2 separate regions of the Homo sapiens genome follow, and region 2 is linked to region 1. A link is a loop called in an ENCODE intact Hi-C map of the cell type or tissue named here. Cell type or tissue: mammary epithelial cell. All regions are shown on one strand. Each heading gives the region's core, and the rest is flanking DNA. Links, peaks and the distances in the headings are about the cores only.

The links. Peaks named below come from ENCODE experiments on the same cell type or tissue, not always from the same donor. Only the 100,000 strongest peaks of a DNase experiment are listed, where the experiment ranks them.
Region 2: a loop joins it to region 1, with 15 times the contacts of the local background. A loop is called at or near these places in 4 of 110 quality-filtered maps.

What each region holds. Positions count from the first base shown.
Region 1 is chr19:9,790,852-9,800,756 of GRCh38, reverse strand. LOC100505555 (a long non-coding RNA gene) reads left to right here and starts at 7,577. Exons shown (of 2, transcript NR_148545.1): 1 at 7,577-7,823. It overlaps LOC124904635 (a long non-coding RNA gene), which reads right to left and starts at 7,695. Exons shown (of 3, transcript XR_007067134.1): 1 at 7,604-7,695; 2 at 7,109-7,365. RefSeq lists silencers at 4,295-4,484, 8,069-8,218, 8,559-8,928 and enhancers at 7,184-7,684, 7,685-8,185. In mammary epithelial cell, for the core only: CTCF peaks have their summits at 4,408 (motif pointing right) and 7,829; DNase peaks (open chromatin) are centred at 4,406, 8,016, 8,456, 8,916 and 1 weaker place; H3K4me3 peaks cover 1,897 bases; H3K27ac peaks cover 1,101 bases.
Region 2 is chr19:9,909,084-9,918,035 of GRCh38, reverse strand. All of the region lies in intron 1 of OLFM2 (olfactomedin 2), which reads left to right. Among named protein-coding and RNA genes, the nearest start is that of OLFM2, 23 kb to the left of the region's middle. RefSeq lists silencers at 3,281-3,370, 3,391-3,490. In mammary epithelial cell, for the core only: a CTCF peak has its summit at 3,185 (motif pointing right); DNase peaks (open chromatin) are centred at 585 and 3,185; H3K4me3 peaks cover 895 bases; H3K27me3 peaks cover 849 bases.

The DNA.
Region 1 (9,905 bases), core at 1,176-9,175:
TAAAATAATAAAAATAGAAAAGAACAAGAGATGCCCAGCAAATAGTTATTTTCACTTTCCCCCTAACGAAGGGTGAAGAGGTCTACAAATGTTCGCTGTTTCTCTTAATTCCTGTGTTTTGAGAATTAAGGATTTATAAGGCAAACCAAGTGATGCGCTGTTGTCTTCTGGAGACCTATGGTATTACATTTCATCTCAAGCAGGTGCTTTTTGAAACTTACCTTTAAACCTTCCTTCCCTATTGGAAAGTTATCACTTGAAAAAGCATTTTCATCATACCTGTAATCCCAGCACTTTGGGAGGCTGAGGTGGACGGATAACCTGAAGTCAGGAGTTCCAGACCAGCCTGGCAAACATGGTCAAACCTCGTCTCTACTAAAAGTACGAAAATTGGCTGGGCACAGTGGCTCACACCTATAATCCTAGCACTTTGGGAGGCTGAGGCAGGTGGATCACCTGAGGTCAGGAGTTCAAGACCAGCCTGGTCAACATGATAAAACCCCATCTTGGCCGGGTGCAGTGACTCACGCCTGTAATCCCAGCACTTTGGGAGGCCAAGGTGCTCGGATCACGAGGTCAGGAGATTGAGACCATCCTGGCTAACACAGTGAAATCCCGTCTGTACTAAAAATACAAAAAAATTACCTGGGCGTGGTGGCGGGCGCCTGTAGTCCCAGCTACTCAGGAAGCTGAGGCAGGAGAGTGGTGTGAACCTGGGAGGCGGAGCTTGCAGTGAGCCGAGATCGCGCCACTGCACTCCAGCCTGGGCGACAAAGTGAAACTCCATCTCAAAAAAAAAAAAAAAAAAAAAAAAAAGAAACCCCATCTCTACTAAAAATACAAAAAATTTGCCAGGTGTGTTGGTGGGCCCCTGTAATCCCAGCTACTTGGGAGGCTGAGGCAGGAGAATCGCCTGAACCCAGGAGGCAGAGGTTGCAGTGAGCCGAGATAGTGCCATTGCACTCCAGCCTGGGCAACAAGAGCAAAACTCAATCTCAAAAAAAAAAAAAGTACAAAAATTAGCTGGTGTGGTGGTGCTCGCCTGTAATCTCAGCTATTCCTGTGGCTGAGGCATAAGAATTGCTTGAACTCACGAGGGTTCAAGTTGCAGTGATCTGAGATCGTGCCACTGCACTCCAGTCTGGGCAACAGAGCAAGGGGCCAGCAAAAAAAAAAAAAAAAAAAAAAAAAAGCCTTTTCCAAGCTGGGATGGGGATGGAACAACAGTTTGACAGATGAGAAAACTGGGACTCAGAGTCATCTACACACAGTATTTCCACTTCATCTCCAGGAAATGACTGAAGGAATTTAGGGGATGTCTGTCAATTTCTGAGGAAAGACAGAACAGCAAGTGCAAGGGCCCTGAGGCAGGAAGGCAGGACAATGCTTCTGTAACAGCAGAAGCCCTGTGTCTGAAATGGTTTAAGTGAGTTGGGTAGGATGGAGACTAGCAGGAAGGAAGTCAATTATCAGTCAGATCATATGGGGCCATGAGAACAACTAAACATTTTGGGTTTTACTATGAGTGCAATGCAAAGTCATAGAAGGGTCTGAGCTACTGGAGCAATATTATCTGATATATATTTTAAGAATATCTGTCTGTCATTTGTACAACTCTTGGGAATCAAAGGTAGAATCAGGGAGCGTAATTGGAAAGTTAAGGCAATAATCCCGATGAGAAGAAAGTGGTTTGGAAAGTTGGTAGCAGGGGAGAACAGAGGGGTTGTGGCATGGTCTGAGGCTAAAGTGAAGGTAGATCCAAGAGCTATCTGCTGATGGATTTTCTTTCTTTTTTTTTCCTTTTTTTTAGAGACAGTCTCACTCTGTCACCCAGACTGGTGTGCAATGGCACAATCATAGCTCACCGCAGCATGGAACTCCTGGACTCAGGTGATTCTTCCACCTCAGCCTCCTCAGTAGCTGGGACTACAGGCGCCCACCACCACAGTCAGCTATTTTTTTTTCTTTTTGTAGAGATGGGATGTCACTATGTTGCCCAAGCTTGGCTCTAACTCCTGGCCTCAATCGATCCTCCTGCCGTGGGCTCCCAAAGTGTGGGATTATAGGCATGAGTTACCAAGCTTGTAACCGCCTAACTGCCTAGAGCTGATTTACCAATACAGGAAATTGCAATAAAGAAAGAGTTTCATTCATGCAGAGCCAGCTAGCCGTACAGGAGACCAAAATTTTACTATTATTCAGATCAGTCTCCCTGAAAACTCTGGGATCAGGGGGTTTGTTTGTTTGTTTTGAGACAGAGTTTCGCTCTTGTCACCCAAGCTAGAGTGTAATGGCGCCACCTCAGCTCACTGTAACCTCTTCCTCCTGGGTTTAAGAGATTCTCCTGCCTCAGCCTCCCGAGTAGCTGGGATTACAGGTGGCCGCCACCACGCCTGGCTAATTTTTCTATTTGTTTTTTTTAGTAGAGACGGGGTTTCACCATGTTGGCCAGGCTGGTCTTGAACTCCTGACCTCAGGTGATCCACCTGCCTTGGCCTCCCAATGTGCTGGGATTACAGGCGTGATCCACCGCACCTGGCCTGAGATCGTGGTTTTTAAGGATAATTTGAGATAATTTTAAGGATAATAGGGGGTCTGAAAGTGGGAAGTGCTGATTGGTTGAGTCTGAGATGAAATCACAGGGAGTGGAACCTGTCCTGTTGCTCTGAGTCAGTTCCTGGGTGGGAACCACAAGACCAGATGAGCCGGTTTATCCATCTAGGTGGCCTCAACTTGTGCACTGAAACACAGGGTCTGCAAAATATCTCAAGCACTGATTCTAGGTTTTACGATAGTGATTTTATCCCCAGGAGCAATTTGGGGAGGTCCAGAATATTGCACCCACCAGCTGCATGACTCCTAAACCATAATTCCTTATCTGTGGCTAATGTGTTAGTCCTGCAAAGGCAGTCTAGTCTCCAGGGAAAAGGAGGTTTGTTTTGGGAAAGCATTATTGTTGTTTTTGTTTCAAAGTTAAACTATAAACTAAGTTCATCCCAAACTTAGTTTGGCCTATGTCCAGGAATGAACAAGGACAGTGTGGAGGTTAGAAGCAAGATGCAGTTAGTTTGGTCAGATCTCTTTCCCTGTAATCAGTTTCTCAGTTATAATTTTTGCAAAGGTGGTTTCAAGCCCAGTACCCAGGGCTCGTAAGAAAGACATTCAGCTAGGCGCGGTGGCTCACGCCTGTAATCCCAGCACTTTGGGAGACCGAGGCGGGTGGATCACGAGGTGAGCAGATCGAGACCATCCTGGCTAACACAGTGAAACCCCGTCTCTACTAAAAACAAAACACAAAAGATTAGCTGGGCGTGGTGGCAGGTGCATGTAGTCCCAGCTACTCGGGAGGCTCAGGCAGGAGAATCGCTTGAACCTGGGAGGCGGAGGTTGCAGTGAGCCGATATCGCGCCACTGCACTCCAGCCTGGGTGACAGAGTGAGACTCCGTCTCAAAAAAAAAAAAAAAAAGACATTCAGGTCGTGCGCGGTGGCTCACCCCTGTAATCCCAGCACTTTGGGAGGCTGAGACGGGCAGATCACATGAGGTCAGGAGTTTGAGACCAGCCTGGCCAACATGGTGAAACTCCATCTCTACTAAAAATAAAAAATTAGCCAGGTGTGGTGGCATGCACCTGTAATCCCAGCTACTCGGGAGGCTGAGGAAGGAGAATCACTTGAACCCGGAGGTGGAGGTTGCAGTGAGCCGAGATCGCGCCACTGCACTCCAGCCTGGGCAACAGAGTGAGACTCAGCTTCAAAAAAAAAAAAAAAAAAAAGAAAGAAAAAAGAAAGACATTCAATTAAGCTTCTTCCTTTTCCCACAGACTCTAGAGTTTAACGTCTTCAGTGGGAATCAGCATGGACGTTCAGAACAGTCCCTCCTTAAACACAAAGACATTTCCTACCTCATACCTCATAATCACATGATAGAAGGGGTGAGAAAGTCTCCACGGCCAATCCCATACAGGGGTGTTCAAGAATACAGTTATGGGTTGTTAGTTTTTGTTTCTGGTTGGGCCTGCAAAGCCTCTTCCTCATCCCTCTTTTCCACTTATCACTAGAAACAGAAACTAAAAACCATGGCTTCAGGCTGCTACAAGTCTAAAACAAAACAAAACAAGACAACAACAACAAAATAAGGCGACTTGGACAAACTTGCTAGTAAATCCATTAACGAAGGCCCCGCCCTCATGATCTAATCACCTCCCTAAGGCCTCATATCCTAATTTCATCACTTCTGCGGTTAGGATTTAAGCATTTGGCTTTGCGGAGTGGTGGTGTGGAGGCAGGACACACACAACATACAACCTTCAGACCATAGTGAGGTAGGAGACTGGGTAGGACTTACTTTGTTTCCTGGTCCCAACAGGATAAAGTGAAGAAGCCACCGGGAACCAGCAGATGGCACCAAAAGCCATCTCTAGTTGCTCTCCTTGCTTGTTAGGGTAAGACACTCCTACCAGAGCCATGACAGTTGATAAGTACCATGGCAACAACATGAAAGTTACCATTCACTTCCACAACAATCACCTGGAAGTTATAGCCTCCTTTCTAGAAAGTTCTGCATGGCACACCCCTTAATTTGCATGTAATTAAAAGTGAGTATAACTATAGCTAGCCAACAGCACAAAATGCTGATTCTGGGCACACTGCATAGGTTTTAGCTGTACTCTGGAAAAAGCAACTCTGAGTGAATGAAAGATCCTTGTGTAGCACCACCAGTTGAATTCTTTCCTGGGTGAATCCCCAATGATGGCACTTACCTGCATCAGTAGCACACTTCTATTTCCTTAGGCACCTGCTTATAAGCTAAAACTGCCTGCTTGCCAAAAGGATATAAGAATTTTTATTTTTCATTTGGATAAAGGCAATTAGTTAACACAAATGGCCACCCCAATTACCAAACTTAGGATGAACTTCAACAACATTGTTAACACAGTCATTGTGTTGTGAATTCTTTTTTTTTTTTTTTTTTTTTTTTTTTTTGAGACAGAGTCTTGCTCTGTTGCCCAGGCTGGAGTGCACTGGCGAGATCTCGGCTCACTGCAACCTCCACCTCCTGGGTTCAAGCGATTCTCCTGCCTTAGTCTCCCAAGTAGCTGGGACTCAACACACCCAGCTAATTCTTTTGTATTTTTAATAGACACAGGGTTTCACCATGTAGCCAGGCTGGTCCTGACCTCCTGAATTCAGGTGATCCATCCACCTCAGCCTCCCAAAGTGCTGGGATTACAGGCATGAAAACCAGCACACCTGGCCCACCTGTGCACTGTTAGTGAGACTATAAAACGGTGCAGCAGCTATGAAAACCAGTATGGCAGTGGTTCAAAAAATTAAAATTGGTATTATCACATGGTCTAGCAATCCCACTTCTGGGTATATATCTAAAAGAATGGAAAACAGGCTCTCAAAAAGATATTTGACCACCCACGTTTATAGCAGCATTATTCATAATGGCCAAGAACACACCTCATTCATAAGGGTGTATTTTGGGGCTTTCTATTCTATTTATTGGTTTAATTTATTTACCACTACACCAATATTACTGTCTTTTTTTTTGCGACGGAGTCTCGCTCTGTCGCCCAGGCTGGAGTGCAGTGGCACGATCTCTGCTCACTGCAAGCTCCACCTCCCGGGTTCATGCCATTCTCCTGCCTCAGCCTCCTGAGTAGCTGGGACCACAGGTGCCTGCCACCACGCCCGGCTATTTTTTGTATTTTTAGTAGAGACGGGGTTTCACCGTGTCAGCCAGGATGGTCTCGATCTCCTGACCTGGTGAACCGCCCGCCTCGGCCTCCCAAAGTGTTGGGATTACAGGCGTAAGCCACCGTGCCCGACCCTGTCTTTCTATTTCTTAATGTCTGTAGGGTAAGTGCCAACAGTTCTTCAGGAGTATTTTGTACCTCCACATACATACATTTTATTATAAGTAGATCAGGTTCCTCATCAAACATGTTATTTTGACTGAAAACTTGTTAACTTTCTATATTAAGTAAGAAGAATTCAAGTCTTTATATTGAAACTTCTAATCCATCAACAAGGAAGGTCTATCCATTGATCTAGGTCATCTTTGATTTCTTTCAATAGTAGTTTACAAATTTCTCGGAAGAGATATTGCATACTTTTTTGTTGTATTTATTTCTACTTATTTTATTGCTGTTGTAATATTGCTGTTAAAAGAGACAAGTCGGCCGGGTGCGGTGCCTCACGCCTGTAATCCCAGCACTTTGGGATGCCGAGGCCAGCGGAATACCTGAGGTCAGGAGTTCCAGACCGGCCTTGCCAACGTGGCGAAGCCCCGTCTCTACTAAAAACATACAAAAATTAGCTGGGCGTGGTGGCATGCGCCTGTAATCCCAGCTACTCAGGGGCCTGAGGCAGGAGAATCGCTTGAACCAGGGAGGTGGAGGTTGCAGCAAGCCAAGATCAAGCCACTGCATTCCAGCCTGGGCGACAGAGCAAGACTCCGTCAAAAAAAAAAAAAAAAAAAAAAAAAGAGAGAGACAAGACAATTATCTTTGCATATTGAGTTTTTAGCCACTATTCTTGCTAACCCGCACATTATGTGTAACAATTTAGATTCTTTTGGATCTCCCACTTAGACAATTATGTTGTCTGTAAATAATGGCAGAAAAGAAATGTAGATAATGTTTCTTCCAATTTCTTTTTCAGACAGGGCCTTCCTCTGTCGCCCCAGCTGGAGTGCAATGTTGCCATCTCAGCTCACTACAACCTCTGCCTCCGGGCTCAAGTGATCCTCCTGTGTCAGTCTCCGAAGTAGCTGGGACTATAGACATGCATCACCATGCCTGGCTAATTTTTGTATTTTTTAAAATTGAGACAGGGTTTTGCCATCTTGCCCAGGCTGGTCTCAAACTCCTGAACTCAAAGCGATCTTCCTTCCAAAGTGTTAGGATCTCAGGCGTGAGCCGCGCGTGGCCGTAACTACAATGCTTGATAGAATTCGTGAGAGTGGGCATCGTTGCTGTACTCCTGAGCTTAGAACAGTTTTCAGTATTTCACTACAATGTTAGCTGTAGATTTTTTTACATGCTCTTTATCAGTTTGTTGAGAGATGTTGAGAATGGGCCCGGTGCGGTGGTTCATACCTGCAATCTCAGCTCTTTGGGACGCCAAAGAGGGAAGATCGCTTGAGCTCAGGAGTTCGCGACCAGCCTGGGCAATATAGTGTGACCTCCCATCTCCACGAAAAATTTAAAAATTAGCCTGCTGTGGTGTCACGAGCCTGTAGTTCCAGCTACTGTTGAATTTGAGGGAAGATCGCTTGAGCCCAGGGATTGGAGGTTTCCGTGAGCCGTGATCGAGCCACTGCACTCCAGCCTGTGCGACAGAGGAAGACCCTGACCTATAAAAACGCAAACAAAGTAGTGAAGAGAGATGTATCAGTTATCTACTGCCGTATAACAAACCACCAGGAAACAGCGCATCCTCGTACAAGCCGCATGAATGCAGAGGAAAGCGAGCAGAGGCATTTCGAGGTCCCGCCCAACAGACTCCCTCCATCGTGGTCCCGCCCCCACCCCAAGCCGCCGCCGGGTTCTGCCCCCACGGTGCCCAGTGAAGCCGGAGGGACGGGGTCCAACCGTTGTCGGCTGCGCGGAAACTGGGACTTCTCCCCAGGGTCGTGGAGGACGCGGCCGCCGACCCTCCCACCGCCTCACGCCTCGGAGACCGGGTCCAGAGCCCTCAGCCGCTTCCGAGCCCCGAGAGGGGAATCAGAAGTGCGCGTGATCAGAGCGGCACCCCCTTCCCAGGAACCGCAGCTGAACCAACGGTTTCCCCTGCACCAGCCTTTGCGACCAGGTGGGGCTTCAGGTGCGGCTTCGCCACGTGGAGGCAGGAAGACCCGGGCAGGGACTCGGTGAGGGGGAGACGGGGGTGGGGTCTTGGTGACCGAGAGACGGGGGCGGAGACTTGGTGAGGGGAGACGGAGGCGGGGACTCGGTGAGAGGATTGACGGGGGCGGGGACTCGGTGAGGGAGAGACAGGGGCGGGAATCGGTGAGGGGAGACGGAGGCGGGGAATCGGTGAGGGGAGAGACGGGGGCGGGGACTCGGTGACGGGGAGACGGGGGCGGGAATCGGTGAGGGGACGACGGGGGCGGGGACTCGGTGAGGGAAGAGAAGAGGGCGGGACTCGGTGAGGGGGAGACGGGGGCGGGGACTTGGTGAGCGGACGACGGGGGCGGGGACTCGGTGAGGGGAGAGAAGAGGGACTAGGTGAGGGGGAGACAGGGACTCGATGACAGACAGGGCAGGGTCTCGGTGAGGGGAACCGGGGGCCGGGGACTTCGTAAGGGAGAGACAGGGGTGGGGATTAGGTGATGGGGAGACTGGGACGAGAACTCGGTGAGGGAGAGACGGGGGGCGGGGACTCGGTGAGGGGCTGTCAGAGGCGGGACCTCAGTGAGGGGAGAGAAGAGGGCGGGATCTCAGTGAAGGGAGAGAAGAGGGCGGGGACTCGATGAGGGGGAGACGGGGCCGGGGACTCGATGACGGGAAGGGTAGGGGACTCGATGAAGGAGAGACGGTGGCGGGGACTCGATGAGGGAGAGGCGGGGGCGGGGTCTCGGTGAGGGGAGAGACAGGGATGGGAACTCGGTGAGGGGGAGGCGGGGGCGGGGACTCGGTGAGGGAGAGGCGGGGGTGGAGACTTGATGAAGGATAGACGGGGCGGGTACTCGATGAGGGGGAGTCGGGGGCGGGGTCTCCGTGAGGGGAGAGACGAGGGCGGGGTCTCAGTAAGGGAGAGGCAGGGATGGGGACTCAGTGAGGGGGAGGCGGGGGCGGGGACTCGGTGAGGGCGAGGCGGGGCGGAGACTCGATGACGGAGGACGGGGGCGGAGACTCGATGAGGGCGAGACGGGGGCGGGGTCTCAGTGGGGGAGAGACAGGGATGGGGACTCGGTGAGGGCGAGGCGGGGGCGGGGACTTGGTGAGGGCGAGATGGGGGAGCGGTCTCGGTGACGGGGAGACGGGGTAAGGTCTCTGTGAGCGTAGATGGGGCTGGTGTCTCAGTGAAGGCGCAATGGGGGCGGGGATTCAGTGAAGGCGGAGACCGAGGTGGAGTCTCCCTGAGTGTGGAGATGAAGGTAGAGACTCCGTGTAGGATAGGAGGACCGGGACTCAGTGATGCGGGAGTCTGTGGGCGGAGGATTACCCAGGTGCCCAGGCAAGAGACTGAAGGCACAAACTGTTTCAGTATAATAAAGAAAACAGTTAGAATAAGAATAGTTATAAATTAGATATAGAGATGATCATGGACATTATCAATCATTAGTATGAACATTATTAATCATTAGCTTTTAATATTACTCTTTGTTGTATTACTAACATAACCAAGGAATAACGGGCGGGTGTAGGATCAGGTGCTGAAGGGACATTGTGAGAAGTGACCAAGAAAGCAAGAGGTGAGCCCTCTGTCAGGCCCGCATAAGGGCCGCTTGAGGGCTCCTTGGTCAAGCGGTAATGCCAGTGCCTGGGAAGGCACCCGTTACTTAGCAGACCATGAAAGGGAGTCTCCCTTTCCTTGGAGGAGTCAGGGAACACTCTGCTCCACCAGCTTCTTGTGGGAGGTTGGATATTATCCAGGCCTGCCCGCAGCCATCCGGAGGCATAAACCCCTCCCTGTGGTGCTGTGCTTCAGTGGTCACTTTTCTTGTCCACTTTCATATTCCTCCGGTACTCCTGGTTCCTCTTTGAATTTCTTAGAAGATAGTGGTAGAAGAAATAGTGAAAGTCTTAAAGTCTTTTATCTTTCTGATAAGTGCGTAAAAGAAAACACTGGGCCGGGCGCAGTGGCTCATGCCTGTAATCCCAGCACTTTGGGAGGCCGAGGCGGGTGGATCACGAGGTCAGGACTTCAAGACCAGCCTGGCCAAGAAGG
Region 2 (8,952 bases), core at 1-8,000, 120 kb before region 1:
ATGGTGGCATGCACCTGTAAACCCAGCTACTTGGGAGGCTGAGGCACGAGAATTACTCGAACCCAGGAGATGGAGGTTGCAGTGAGCAGAGATTTCACCACTGCACTCCAACCTGGGCAACAGAGCGAGACTCCATCTCAAAACAAAACAAAACAAAAAACAACTAAAGTAGGGTAAGTGGCACAGAGTGGTGGGGTGTTCAGATTGTAGATGAGGTGGCCAGGGAAGGTCCTTTGGATAAGATCACCATATCACTGAGGGTCTTGTTAGGGAAACAAACTACGTGTTTCAGAGAGGGGAAATTTAATACAGGGAATTGGTTAAGTGGGAGAAGAAAGAGTTGAGAAGCCACATGGGATGATGAGGAAATCTGGCATAAGCTACAGCAGAAAGCTACTGGAGGGACATGGCAAAGAGAGGATGTGATAAGGAAGGGACCCTTGGGGAGGAACTGGCACTATGGAGGAGGTGTAGCCACTGTCAGAAAACACCCTCCACCCCAAGCAGACACAGGAGAGAAACACCCTGGCTTCTGCCTTCCTCTCCAATCTCCGATCTCCCTCCAGTGGCTCCCATTGGATAAACCGACCAGGAAGCCAGTATGCAATGGAATCTGGGAAATGTAGTTTTCTGGGGGAAGGGCAGGGCATGGCTCTGACCCACACAATGACAGAGCAGAGATATAAATTAAATAAAGGACCGGGAATGGTGGCTCGCATCTGTAGTCCCAGCTACTTGGGAGGCTGAGGCAGGAGAATAGCTTGAGCCTAGGAGTTAGAGGCTGCAATGAGCTATGATTGAACCACTGCACTCCAGCCTGGGTGACAGAGCAAGACTCTGTCTCTAAAAAATACATTAATTAAGTAAAGGAACAAGCCATGGGGGGCATCCTTGATGTATTTTGTGTAGAAGGAACAGGAAGTTCAAAGGTCCTGAGGTTGCAGTGTCCCAGATGGAGCCAAAACCTTGAGAGTGGGTGTGATGGTCCAGGCAGAATGAGAGCGGCAGGGAACCCAGGACAAAGCCCTGAAAGATACAGAGTTTTAGGGAGTAGCAGGAGACAGCGACGGCACAGCCAGAGAGGTGGGTGCAGAACTAGGAAGTGATACCGTGTCTCTGAAGTCAAGGGAAAAAGGAGTTTCAAGAAGGTGATGGTGAGTGGGGACTGACTGACTGTGAGAATGATCTAATGAGGACTGGCATGAGGGTGTGGACCTGGCAAATTGGCACCTTTGGTGAGAAGAGTTTTGGAAACGTTGGGGAGGTGGGAGGCAAGGAGTTAAATGCAAGCAAGTGCAAACTCGAGCACAGACCACTCCTTGGAGAAGCCTGGATGCGCTGAACTAAGGCAGTTTCCCACAGCACCCATGGCCAGAGAGTGAGAAAGTTTGTTTGGGTCCCAAATTGTCTAAGCCAGGAGGCCTGGAGCCCAGTTGGTCTTAGGGTCTGAAATCAGACAGTCCTGGTTTCAAAACCTGGGCCCCCACTTCCCTGCTGGGTTCCCCTGATCTGGGTCCCTCTCCTCTCTGAGCTCAGTTTCCTCACCTGGAAATAGGGGTGTCACTGTACTGTTTATGGATGTTGCAGCAGTTGTTAACATTGCATCTGCAAAGTGTTCAGCACTCATCAGTGAAAGCTTTAGAACAAGCTGGCAAGAACTCATCTTTTTTTTCTTTTAGACAGGGTCTCACTCGTCTGTCGCCCAGGCTGGAGTGCAGTGGCTCGATCTTGGCTCACTGCAACCTCTGCCTCCTGGGTTCAAGCAATTCTCCCACCTCAACCTCCCAAGTAGCTGGGATTACAGGCGTGCACCACCATACCCGGCTAACTTTTGTATTTTTAGTAGAGACAGGGTTTTACCATGTTGGCCAGGCTGGTCTCGAACTCCTGGCCTCAAGTGATCCACCCTCCTCGGCCTCCCAAAGTGCTGGGATTATAGGCATGAGCCACTGTGCCCGGCCTCAAATAATAACAACAATGGTAGCTACTATTTGAAAAACTTACCATGTCCCAGACACTTGTAAAGTATTTTACAAACATCATCATTCCTTATTCTCCCCCTGGCTCACTCCAACTACACTGGCCTCCTTCCTGGTCCTCAAACACTCCTGCCCCAGGGCCTTTGCACTTGCTGTTCCTGTTGCGTGGAACTCTCTTCCCCTAGATATCCAGATGGTTCCCTTCCTCACTTCAGGTCTCTGCTTAAACGTCCCTTTCTCGCCAGGCGCGGTGGTTCACGCCTCTAATTCCAGCACTTTGGGAGGCCGAGGTGGGCAGATCACGAAGTCAGGAGATTGAGACCATCCTGGCTAACACGGTGAAACCCCGTCTCTACTAAAAAATACAAAAAATTAGCCGGGCGTGGTGGTGGGTGCCTGTAGTCCCAGCTACTCGGGAGGCTAAGGCAGGAGAATGGCCTGAACCCGGGAGGCAGAGCTTGCAGTGAGCCGAGATCACGCCACTGCACTCCAGCCTGGGCGACAGAGCAAGACTCCGTCTCAAATAAATAAATAAATAAATAAATAAATAAATAAATAAAAAAGTCCCTTTCTCCAATCACTCTGTTTAAAGTTTACTTCCCCTTCCTCCTAATATCTTATGTACTTTACTTTTTTCCCGTATTTCTTGACTGTCTCACCCCATAGAATATTCATCTTCACATCCAACCCGGAGGCTCATTCTTGGAATGCCAACACTTTGGGAGGCCAAGGTGGGAGGATCGATTGAGGCCAGGGGTTCGAGACCAGCCTGGGCAACATAGCGAGATGCCCATCTCTACCAAAAAAAAAAAAAAAAGAGAGAGAAAAGAAAAAGAATATTCAATTTCACACAGGCAGGCATTTTTGTCTGTTGTTCACAGTGCCTGGGACATAGTAGATGCTCAGTAAATTACCTGATTCTCAGGATGACCAAGCCCTTTACACGTGTTAGGTCTCCACCACCCACTTTGCAGATGGGGAAACTGAGGCAGAGAGGAACAGTCATCCCTACAGGTCACACTTGCATCTTGGTGTTGTCCAGCTCAGAAAAAAAGACGGTTCGAGACCCCTAGCCCCCCTCCCCGCTCATGCTTGGCGCTCCTCCCCAGCCAGAGCCCTCAGCCCCAGGCCGCCGCCTGGAAAGGCCTGAGTCATCGCCGCCTCCAGACGGCGGCGGCCGCGGGCTGAGGGCGACGGCGGCGGCGGAGCGAGGTGATGCGGGGACGCCAGGAGGGGGCGTGAGTGCAGGCAAAACAGAGGAAATTAAAACTAGCCCGGCGCTCCTCTCCGCGGCCCAGCGGCTGCCGCCGCCGGCTGATGCGTGGGCGGACGGGTGGGCGGCGAGGGCACTGCGCTTCCCGCTCCCCCGAGGGAGCGGGCCGGGAGCGGGGTCCCCGGGGCCGCGAGGAAGGTCCGAAGCGTGAGTGCCCCGCCCCCACCCAAAGTTAAAGTTGCAAGTAGACACCTGCCCGGGACTCGCCTCCTAAAAGCCGCGTGCCAGGTCTCCGTGGTCCCTGGGTAGGAAACTGCCCTTGGTAGTCGTGGGAACTCCTCCCGTGGCCGAAGTGACCCCAGGACCGCACCTGCACCCAAACAATTTCGTCTGCTGGCCCTGGATCACGCCACCCTGGGGGCACGAAATGACCGAAGGATCCTTAGAGTGGTCTCAGTGCCCGGGAAGGAAGCCCCTTCCCCCAGCTAAAGGAGACCCTTGGTGACCCGATTCATGGGAGCGCACGAGCGTGTCGCCCCCCCACGCCCCCCAATGCCCGCTGTCCGAGGTTTTAGGTAGCCAGGGTGGGTGTCCCAACAGTGGGTGGGTGGGGATTTGCGACTCCGGCCCCCTGCCGTCTTTGGGTGGCCGGGGTGGGCCGAGGGCGCCTTTACGCGCGGGGTCCCGCGGCTCAGGCTCGAAGAGGGTCTGCGTGCGGGAGGCGGTCCGGGAACACCGCCTAGGGGGAGGGGGGCCGGGAATACCGTTGGGGGGCGGGGCTGGGGAATGCCACCGCGGTGGTGGTGGGGCGCTTGGGGAATGCCACCAGGGGGAGGTCCCCCACCCCATGGAGAGGTCCTCGGCGGGGGGCGGGCGAGGGCGTGGGGTGGGGGGTGGGGGCAGTCTGGGCGCCCCCCGCCCCCCGCCGGGCTCCGGGCCGGAGGCGTGACGTCACGGCGGCTGGAAGTGCCCGGCGCGGAGGCGCGGGAGGGGGCGGGGGCCCGAGCCGGCGCTTTATAAGAGGAGCCCGCCAGGCGCGCCGAGCCGCAGCCCGCGTCCCCGAGCCCCCCCTCACCCCGTCCCGGACCCCCTGCCCCGCAGCTCGCGCTCGTGCCCCCTCCCCCACGCCCCCCCGGGGCGCCTGGGTGTCGAGGGACCGAGCGCCCCGCGGCGGGCCAGAGAAGGGACGCGCGGCGGGCGGCCGCGGGGCATGAGGCGGAGGCGCGATGTCGGTGCCGCTGCTCAAGATCGGGGCCGTGCTGAGCACCATGGCCATGGTCACCAACTGGATGTCGCAGACGCTGCCCTCGCTCGTGGGGCTCAACGGCACCGTGTCCCGTGCGGGCGCCTCTGAGAAAATCGTGAGTGGCCGCCGCGCGGGGGGCGCTCCCGGGGGGCGTGGTACCCGCGCCACAGCCGCTGCCGCCGCCGCAGCCCCCGGGGCCCCCACCTGTCCCCCTCTACCCCTGTGCTTCCCACGACCCTGCCCGGCACGCCTGGGTAGGGGACGCCCTCTCGGGGTTCCAGGGTCGGACGTGGAGGCAGAAGGAGCCCCGGGACCCCTAGCCACCTCCGCGCCATTTAGGATGGTTCTTGCTGTTATTATTGATTATTATGATTATTAGTGAGCAATGTCTGAGCGCGAATAGCGTACCAGGCTCGCTCCGGCCCCAGGGCGGAGGCGACAAGGGCTGCAGAATTGAGCTGAGTCCGGGCTGAGTGGGGTGCAGCGGGAGGAGGGTGAGACTCGGGGGTTTAGAAGGACCCTGTCTCTGAAAGAGGGGAGGATCGAGGGGTTTCCGAGTGTCTCCACCTTCAAGGTCTCTGCCTGGTTGCGTCTCGGCGTCTCTGAGTAGTTCTGTCTGAGTCTCTATTCATTTCCCCTGCTTTGCGTCTCTGGGTCTCTTTCTATTAATATTTCTATCTTTCCTTGTCTCTGTCTCTGTGGCGCTGAGAATTTGTATCTCTTTTTTTCTCTCTTTTTCTCTCCCCTGCACCCCTTCCGCCATTCTTGCCTCGCCATGTGCTGAATATTTATCCCCATAACTCACCCTCCCTGGGAGGTAGACGGGGCGCAGACTGGGGCCGGAGCTGACACTGCCTCCAGAAGCTCCAGGATGGCGCCTTCCCATCCCATCCCCCTTTGAGGCTTTATCCTCCAGCTTCCCCACTACAGAGCTTCCCTGGATCAGGGAAGAAGGAGAGAACTCAGTGGGGTTCTCCCCGTGGTGTCCTGAGGAGAGAGGGGAGGGGTTTCCTTCACTGCAAACTTCCCTGGGCCTCCTCCAGATATGCCTTTCCCCCCACTCCTCAACCTCTGGTAGCCCCACCCCTGTTCCATCTGTTTGGGGGGCTCCTCCCAAATCATCCCCCAAACCCAGGCTGCGATGCCTGGGGCTCCCTTTCTTTAGCCCCAACTTCACCAACCCTCCCTTGCTTAGCCCCAAATGGTCATCCCGCAGCTTCTTTCTCCTTGATGGGAGCAAAGAAGAATTTGCTCCCTAGGGTCGAAGGCAAGGGTGTGTGGTGGTGGTGGGGACACCTGAGAAGGCTTTGTCCAGCCCCTGGTGGGGGTGGTATTGGGCTTGACACAGGTGAGAGCTTTCAGGCTAGATTCTTAGACTTGGCAGCCAATGTGTGAGACGGTGTGTTTCTGTGTGTCTGTCACATTAAGTGTTTATTATTTGGGTATGTCCTGGTGTGTCTATATGTGTGTGTTTCGGTGTGTATATGGGGGAATGGGAGTGGAGAAAGTTTATGTGCACTGCCGGCATGGGGTCCGATGTGCCTTCCTGTGTGTGAGGGTGCATCCCAGAATGAGTGTGGGTGTGTCCCTGAGTGACTGTGCTTGGGTGTGGACGTATCAGCATGTGTATCTGCAATTGCCTGTCCCTGACTATGGGTTTGCCTGTGTTACAAGATTGCATGTGTGCATATGAGTTTGTTATACACAAGTATGATACAGGCTTCTTGCCGTTGCCATCTGAGAAGGGAGAGAGATGGTATCTCATTGAAATCAGAAGCCAAATTTCCCTCTACCACCATTGAAAGCAAGTGAGTCTGTGTACATGTGTTCTATGCAGGTGTGTGTAAATGTGTGCATATGGTGTGTCTGCAGAATGTATAAATAAGTATATAAGAGCATGTCTATGAGTTATGATTTTGTGTGTGCATATGTATCTGTGCAAACGTGTGTGCAAGTATCTTTGTGTGCATATGTGTGGACAGGTATGTCTTTGTAAGTGTGTGCATATAACTGCAAGTGTGTATTTATGAAAGTGTGTGTGTGTGCCTGCCTTGTGTGCATGTGGGTAGGATGCCCTGTGTGCTGTGTGTTTTCTGTAAGTGTGTATGTGTGTGTGCCCAAACAGACCTGATCTCCACTCTGGCCCATTCGTAGCTAACAGCATCTTCATCCAATGCTTCCATGAATTCACCTGCTGAAAGCCAATGGCCCTCCCATCCCTGACACCACCCCATCCCTCAGTCTCATTATACTTTGTCAAAAGGGATCTGAGAAGTGAGATGTTAAGGTACTCAGGGTGAGGGCTGGGAGGGGACTGTGACATGAGGGTGTCCATTTTGGGAGTCTGAAAGACCTATGTTGGAATCTAGATTTTGTCCCCAACTTGCTCTATGACTCTGGCCAGTGCCTTTGTCACTCTGAGCTATTGTTTTCTCATCTATAAAATGGGAATGATGTCTTACCTCACAGAATTGTTGTGGGTAACAGAGATCTGCTGTTCAAATTCCCATCCTTCCACGCTTCCATATATCTCTTCATCCATCCATCCATCCTTCCCTCCATCTATTATTTCATCTATCCATCTGTTTTTACGCCCATCCTTCCATCTGTCTTGCTATCCATATCTCCATTCATTCATTCATCCAACCACCTGTTATTCCATCAGTCTGTCCATCTATCCATCAATTATTTCATCTACCCATCCATTTTCTCTCCATCCATTCACTCATACACCCACCCACTATTCCATCTGTCCATCCATCTGTACATCCATCCTTTCACACATCCATCTCTTTATCCTTCCACCCATCTCTTTTCATCTATCCATGATGCATCATTTGTCTCTCTGTTCTTTCATGGATCCATTCTTCTATCCATCCATCTCTATCCATGCATTCACCAATTCCTCCATGCATGCATTATCCATTATCCAACTCTCTTTTTCTATCCTCTGTGCATCCATCCTTCCACCATCCATCTGCCTCTCCATCCATTCATCTATCCTTCCATCCATTGTATTTATTCCACAAAACTATTTTTTTAAGAGGTGGAGTCTCACCATGTTGCCCAAGCTGGTCTTGAACTCCTGGGCTCAAGGGATCCTCCCTCCTCGGCCTCCCAAAATGCTGGGATTACAGGCATGAGCCACCAGTGCCTGGCCTATTCCACAAGACTATCAAGTGCCTCTTCTATGTCAAGAATTTTTATGTTTGAAAACCCCCAGCTCAGTGCCTAAGATAGCAGATGCTCAGTTAGTGATAAGATTTTTGAGTCAAACATATCTGGGTTTGAATTCTGGCCCTGTAATTTACTAGCTGTGTGACTTTGGGGGAAATTATTTAATTTCTCTAAGCCCCAACTTCCTTATTGTTATTATTATTAATATTATTATTTTTAGAGAAAGAGTCTCACTCTGTCACCCAGGCTGGAGTGTAGTGATGCCATCATAGCTCACTAACATCTGGAACTCCTAGGCTCAAGTCATTCTCCTGTCTTAGCCTCCTAAGAAGCTGGGATTCGATTTCCTTATTAGTCAGGGGGAATTTAGAGTCTTTATGAGATGGTAAGATCCTTGAAGACATCTGTGTTTTGCTCACTACTGAACCCTAAGGTGTGGCGCACATAGGCCTACAATAAATATTTGTCCAATGACTGAATCCACAATCACACCTTCATAAGGATTTGTGGATTCCTCCTTCAAACAAAAACAAATAAATAACGGGCACATAGTAGTGTTTAGTAAGGAGGGGTTGTTTTATTTACCCCTCTAGCCAAGCCTGGAATAAACATTTCTCAAGTGTCTAAATCCATTTCACCTTCCTCAGGACTGGGGAGAACAAATGGAAAGTGACCAGGCACACAGTAGGTGTTCGGTTAGGAGGAGATGTCGGAAGGTTTAGCACCCCAACGTCGGGGAGGCTGAGGGGTTCAGGAAACAAAGCAGTATGGATTCCCAAAGTCAGGAGGCGGAAGGTTGGATGCTGGTGTTTGGCTTTAAAAAGGAACTCAGTGGTGTGGGGCGGTGAGCGTAGAGCCTTGGGGGTCCTGCTTCTCTCTGGCTTCCTCCTCCTGAATTGCAGAAGCAGCTTAGCATTCCTGTGGTTATAGACCATCTCTGGGAAGACGTGGGGAGGAAGCTGCCGCTACTACCTTTGGCCAACTCCCAGCCATAAACCATCCCTGTGGGACAGGAGCCTTCAGCGGAATGGCTTCTCACCTGGGGATCATAAATCCAGGACCAGACTAAGAGCTGTCAGCTGTATTGCCAGCCACGGACATCATTTCGAGGCCTGAAGTAAAATACCTGAATCTTGTATGTTATACCCTTGACCGTCGCCTCTGCCTGGGGGGCTGGAGAGAGGGAAGGGGAGATGGAGGAGGGGTGTGCTATTTGAGGGGGACCTTTTGCTTTATGGGACGAATAAGGAGGAGCTGAGCAGTTCTCAGCAAAAGGCTCTTAGAGTGGCACTGTGGCTCATGCCTATAATTCTCAAGCTTTGGAAGGCAGGGGTGGG